Linked DNA regions of Homo sapiens: region 2 is linked to region 1. Evidence: chromatin loops called from intact Hi-C (ENCODE). Cell type or tissue: CD14-positive monocyte. All regions are shown on one strand. Links, peaks and the distances in the headings refer to the core of each region. The heading gives the core; the rest is flanking DNA. Region 1 overlaps ITGAM (integrin subunit alpha M). Region 2 has its middle 4.8 kb from the start of ITGAX.

Evidence for each region. Hi-C counts contacts between places; a loop is a spot of excess contacts. Peaks named below come from ENCODE experiments on the same cell type or tissue, not always from the same donor. Only the 100,000 strongest peaks of a DNase experiment are listed, where the experiment ranks them.
Region 2: a loop joins it to region 1, with 2.4 times the contacts of the local background. A loop is called at or near these places in 5 of 110 quality-filtered maps.

The regions. Positions count from the first base shown.
Region 1 is chr16:31,263,936-31,266,845 of GRCh38, reverse strand. It overlaps ITGAM (integrin subunit alpha M), which reads right to left. Exons shown (of 30, transcript NM_000632.4): 3 at 1,348-1,451; 4 at 965-1,035; 5 at 699-816. Among named protein-coding and RNA genes, the nearest start is that of ITGAM, 5.4 kb to the right of the region's middle. RefSeq lists enhancers at 999-1,478, 593-1,792. In CD14-positive monocyte, for the core only: no CTCF peak of the experiment used is centred there; a DNase peak (open chromatin) is centred at 1,325; H3K27ac peaks cover 1,740 bases.
Region 2 is chr16:31,348,904-31,351,813 of GRCh38, reverse strand. No RefSeq gene overlaps it. Among named protein-coding and RNA genes, the nearest start is that of ITGAX, 4.8 kb to the left of the region's middle. In CD14-positive monocyte, for the core only: no CTCF peak of the experiment used is centred there; a DNase peak (open chromatin) is centred at 1,373; H3K4me3 peaks cover 1,786 bases; H3K27ac peaks cover 2,308 bases.

The DNA of each region.
Region 1 (2,910 bases), core at 228-2,727:
AATCTCAATCAACAGAGGTTTGGGGAACAGGGGTGTGGAAGGCCGCCCCCCAGGATGGTCCCCAAGATTCCCACCTCTTGCCAATGACACCTTGCACCATCCCCTCCTCTGCAGTGTGACCTGGACTTATTTTTTAAAGACAGGGTCTTGCTCTGTCACCCAGGTTGGAGTACAGTGGTGCAATCATAACTTGCTGCAGCTTCAACTTCCCAGGCTCAAGTGATCCTCCTGAGTAGCTGGGACTGCAGGTGTGTGCCACCACGCCTGGCTAATTTTTTTTTTTTTTTGTAGAGACGGGGATCTCCCTATGTTGCCCAGGCTTGCCTTGAACTTGTGGCCTCAAGCAATCTTCCCACCTTGGCCTCCAAATAGCTAAGACTACAGGTGCTCATCACCACACTCAGCTAATTTTTTTTTTTTTTTTTTTTAGAGACAGGATCTCACTACATTGCCCAGGCTGATCTCAAGCTCCTGGGCTCCCAAAGCTTTGGGATTGCAGGTATGAGCCACTGTGCCTAGCCAAGGCGTTTTCCTAAAGTACAAGACCCTAGCACCTCCCTAGCTTCTGACTCTAATGGGACCCAGTTCCCCCACTCTTCTGCACCCAGAGCCCAGACCTTGAGCAGACGTCACCTCAGTCCTGCCCCCTCCCCTGGTCTTTTGCTGCGCATCTGTTCCCTCTGCCAAAGGCAACCCACCTCGGAGGGCCTCTGGGAACTTCTGGGGCTGCTGCCGTAGGTTGGATCCAAACAGGAAGCAGAGCCCTTTCACATACGTGTTCTCACTGCAAGTCTGGTGCACGGTGGGACCACAGGCCTAGGGGACAGGAGCCAGTGGAAGGGGCTGCCCCTGCTTCCTGTCCTTGTACCCCAGCACCTCCACCCTCCACAAGACCCCCAGCCCCACCATGCGTGGGCCCCCAAACACCCCCATTAGGATGCTCCTCTGATCGAGCCCCACTCACCAGCAGCTGAGGGGGGCTGGTGGTGGCTGCCAGGGACAGGCCCAGGGACATGTTCACGGCCTCCACGGGGACTGCGGGGACAGATATGGGCATGGTCACCCTGGTGGGGGGACAGAGAAGGCTGTGGAAGAGCTGGGCAGGGGTCACCTCCATGCGGGAGACAAGGAGGTCTGACGGTGAAGGGGGATCCTAAATCTTGGGAAAGAAAGGAACACAGAGGGGTTGCCTGGGGATGTCTAGGGTAGAGACTGCAGGCAGAGGAGAGGGTACGGAGGCAGGCACCTGTGTCCCCACCACAGATCCCCAGGACACAGGAGTGCCTGGAAAGTCCCTATGTGTTCACAGGGGAATCCCAGTCCCAGCCCGGCGGGGCAGTGACTCACCCTGCAGGCGGATGGGCTCGCATGAGCCTGTGCTGTAGTCGCACTGGTAGAGGCTGCCCCTTTGGTTGGCAGCCACTATCTCCTGGGGGGCTCCAACCACCACCCTGTGGGGAGAAGTGGGAACAGAGAAAACTTCGACATGTGGGGAGAGAAGGAGACCACAGAGGAAGTTCTGCCACCCAGAGGACGGTGGGGGCCCATACCCGGATTCCTAAATTCCTATGACTAGGAGGAAGAATTAGCAAAGAAAAAAATGGGAAAATGTTAAGACTCAGAATGAGAAAAGGTCTTCCTAAGAATGACACAAAAACCAGAAGTCATTTAAAAATAGGACCAGGCGCGGTGGCTCATGCTTGTAATCCTAGCACTTTGGGAGGCCAAGGGGGTGGATTGCCTGAGCTCAGGAGTTCAAGATCAGCCTGGGCAACATGGTGAAACCCCGCCTCTACTAAAAATACAAAAAATTAGCCACACGTGGTGGTGCGTACCTGTAATCCCAGCTAAATGGGAGGCTGAGGCAAGAGAATTGCTTGAACCCAGGAGGCAGAGGTTGCAGTGAGCCGAGATAGCACCACTGCACTCCAGCCTGAGAGACAGGGCAAGACTCTGTCCCAAAAAATAAATGAATAAATTTTAAAAATAAAAATAGGTCAATTCAAGCTGGGCACCATGGCTCATGCCTTTAATCCCAGCACCTTGGGAGGTTGAGGCAGGAGCATCATTTGAGGCCAGGAGTTTGAAACTAGCCCGGGTAACATAGCCAGACCCCATCTCTACAAAAAATGTTTTTAAAAATTAGCCAGGTATGGTGGTACACACCTGTAGTCCCAGGCCAACCATTTTTTTTTTTTCTTTGAGACAGGGTCTCACCCTGTTGCCCAAGATGGAGTCCAGTGGCATAATCATAGCTCACTGCAACCTCTGCCTCCTGGGCTCAAACAATCCTTCCACCTCAGTCTCCCAAAGTGTTAGAATTACAGGCATGAGCCACTGGACCCGGCCCACACAGTCATTTTATTTATTTTTATTTTTATTTATTTTCTTTCTTTGAAACAGATTCTCACTCCATCACCCAGGCTGGAGTATAGTGGTGCAATCTCGGCTCACTGCTGCAACCTCTGCCTCCCAGGTTCAAGCATTCCTCCTGTCTCAACCTCCTGAGTAGCTGGGATTACAGGTGTGTGCCACCATGCTTGGCTAATTTGTGTATTTTTAGTAGAGATGAGGTTTCCTTATGTTGGCCAGGGTAGTCTCGAACTCCTGGCTTCCAGCGACCAGCCCAGCTCGGCCTCCCAAAATGCTGGGATTACAGGCGTGAGCCCCTGCACCCAGCCTCCACACAGTCATTTTCAATAAATTTCTGGGCCAGGCGCAGTGGCTCACACCTGTAATCCCTGCACTTTGGGAGGCCGAGGCAAGTGGATCACGAGGTCAGGAAATCGAGAACATCCTGGCTAACATGGTGAAACCCCATCTCTACTAAAAATACAAAAAAATTAGCCAGGCGTGGTGGCACGCACCTGTAGTCCCAGCTACTCGGGAGGCTGAGGCAGGAGAATCGCT
Region 2 (2,910 bases), core at 183-2,682, 85 kb before region 1:
TGCCTTAATTCGGATCTGATTTGCCTAAGTGAAACTGAAAAATTTGGGGTCTGTCTCCTGTGTCCTTTGTTTTCTGTGGAAAGAAGAGAACAGAAACCTGGTGGGCAGAAACCCTCGGATTTCTGGGTCCGTTTCCGCCCCATCTTCACCCACGGGGCCCGAGTGGAGTTACCCTAAAGTTTCTGCCCTTCCTCTCCCTGCCTGCAGTCACTCTCACTTCTCTCTTTGAAGGACAATCCCTGTTGTACCCCCACATTTTCTTAAAATACAATTTATTTTAATTCTAAAGTGTAAAAATACACAAATACAGAGGTACTCGGGAAGACGCTCTGCTCCAAAAACCCACCCTGAAGGCGTGGCGTTCCGGTGTGGTGACAGTTTGGGAGCACTGTCTGGGAAGCTCAGGAGGTGGAAAGAAGAAGCGGGCATGGGATAGTGATATCGGGCGGCCGACACAGGAGCTGCCATGATGACATTTATAGCACCATGCACTTTATTTATTTTCTTAGTAAAAACAATTTTTTTCTTCTCTCCTTTTTATTTTATTTATTTTTTTAGTAGAGATGGGGTTTCTCAGGCTGGTCTTGAACTCCTGGCCTCAGGCGATCCACCTGCCTTGGCCTCCCAAAGTGATGGGATTACAGGCATGAGCCATCTCACTCAGCTTCTTTTTTAAAATTTTAGATTCAGCAGGTACATGTGCAGGTCTATTACACAGGTATATTGCGGGGTGCTGAGGTTTGCACTTCTGTTGATCCTGTCACCCAAATAGTGAGCAGAGTGCCTGATAGGTGGTTTTGCAGCCCTTGCTCCCTTCCCTCCCTCTCCCCTTCTGGAGACCCCAGTGTCTGTTGTTCCCATCTTTATGTACATGTGTACCCAACGTTCAGCTCCCACTTACAAATGAGAATGTGCAGTATTTAGTTTTCTGTTCCTGCATTAATTCACTTAGGACTATGACCTCCAGCTGCATCCATGTTGCAGCAAAGGACGTGATTTCATTCTTTTTCATGGCTGCATAGTATTCCGTGGTGTGTGTAGCACGTTTTCTTTAACCAATCCACCACGGATGGGCACCCAGGTTGATTCTACGTCTTTGCTATTGCACTTTATTTATACTAGCTAATTGAACCCTCACAGCAGCCCCGCGACGGGGACTGCTGTCACCCCTGTTTCACAGATGCAAAACTGAGGCCCTGAGAAGTTGGGTCATCCTCCTCAGGTCACCCAGCTAGTGTGGGCTGAGGACAGGACTCAAGGTGCTGGAGTCTTGACTATTTGGCTAATGACTTTACTTCCTCCTCTCTGCCCTAAACGCTGCCTGTGTCATATTTGTTCCCTCAACCACTCATCCCACACGCATGGGCTGCCCACATGACATAGGCTCTGGGCTGGCCACTGTGAGAAGCAAGACAAACAGGAAAGGGTCTCAGCCCTCAAGGAGTCACACCCCAGAAGGAGATTACACCCCAGAAGTTTTACTAGACAGCACAGTGACTCTGCTTGATGAATCGCAGAGGGAGAGGCTTGAGATGAATTAGGCAGTGCCTGGTGCTCCAGGGGCTGGGCAGGGACTGCTGGCTTCCACACACTGGGGCCGTGTCCTTCTAACATTTCTTTTATTGTTTTGTTTTTCAGAAACAAAGTCTTACTCTGTCACCCAGGCTGGAGTGCAGTGGTGTGATCAGAGTTCACTGCAGCCTCAACCTCCAGGGCTCAAGTGATCCTCCCAATTCAGCCTCTTAAGTAGCTGGGACTACAGGTATGCACCACCATGCCTAGCTAATTTTTAAATGTTTTGTGAAGTTGGGGGCCTTGCTATGTTGCCCAGGCTGGTCTTGAACTCCTGGCCTTAGGCAATCACCCCCACCACCTCAGCCTCCCAAAGTGTTGAGATTACAGGTGTGAGCCACCACGCCCAGCAGTTTTAACCCTTTTATCCCCAGTTCTTCACACAATGCCTGATACATGGGAGGCACACAGTCCATACTTGGTGCATGAATGAAGTGAAAGAATGGCAGAATGTTATCCAGGCAACACAAGGATCTGATAGTTCCAGTCCCAGTCACGATTGCGGCTCAGTTATGTGCCTGGGAAAGAGCATTTGCTGCAATGGTTCTAAGCTGAGGGTGGGGGAGGGGAAGTTAATAATCAGTCTTTCTCAGTGAAGGATAAAAGATGACACTCTCTAGATGAGAGTTCATTGAAGGGAGATACTGCATCTCACTTCTCCTTGTCTCTCTAACAATGGGCATTGGACACCGAGCAGATACAACCAGGGGTCAGTTCCTGTCTGTGGGTGTAGGATGGATGGGTGACAGGAGGGTGGATAGGTTTGTGTGTGGACAGGTGGATGGATGAAAGGATGGGGTGGAGGGTGGATGGGCAAATGTGTGGGTGGGTGGGTGGGTGGGTGAACAGGTGGATGGGTGGAAGGATGGGGTGGTGGGTGGATCGGTAGATGGGTGGGTGAACAAGTGGATGGGTGGAAGGGTAGATGGGTGGGTGGGTGGGTGAACAGGTGGATAGGCGGAAGGATGCAGTGGTGCGTGGATGGGTAAATGGGTAGATGGGTGGGTGAACAGGTGAATGGATGGAATGATGGGGTGGTAAGTGGATGGGTAGATGGGTGGGTGAAGAAGAGACTGCACAGGTTTGAAGCAAATGGACCAAATGCTCAGCCCCCTCACCTGCAGACCTGCTCAATAATTGCATGAATCAGAAGCCGCCTGGAGCAAAGCAAGAGTCGCCTAAGAGGTAAACTAACTTGAATTGGTGTAAATTTAGAATAAAACAAGGATTTAACTTGAGTAACAGGCAACAGGAAACAAGTCAAGCAGAGGAAATCAATGAGAAGTTGGGGAATGTGGGCAACGCATCCCTGGCAGACAGGGAAATGCTGGGTCATGA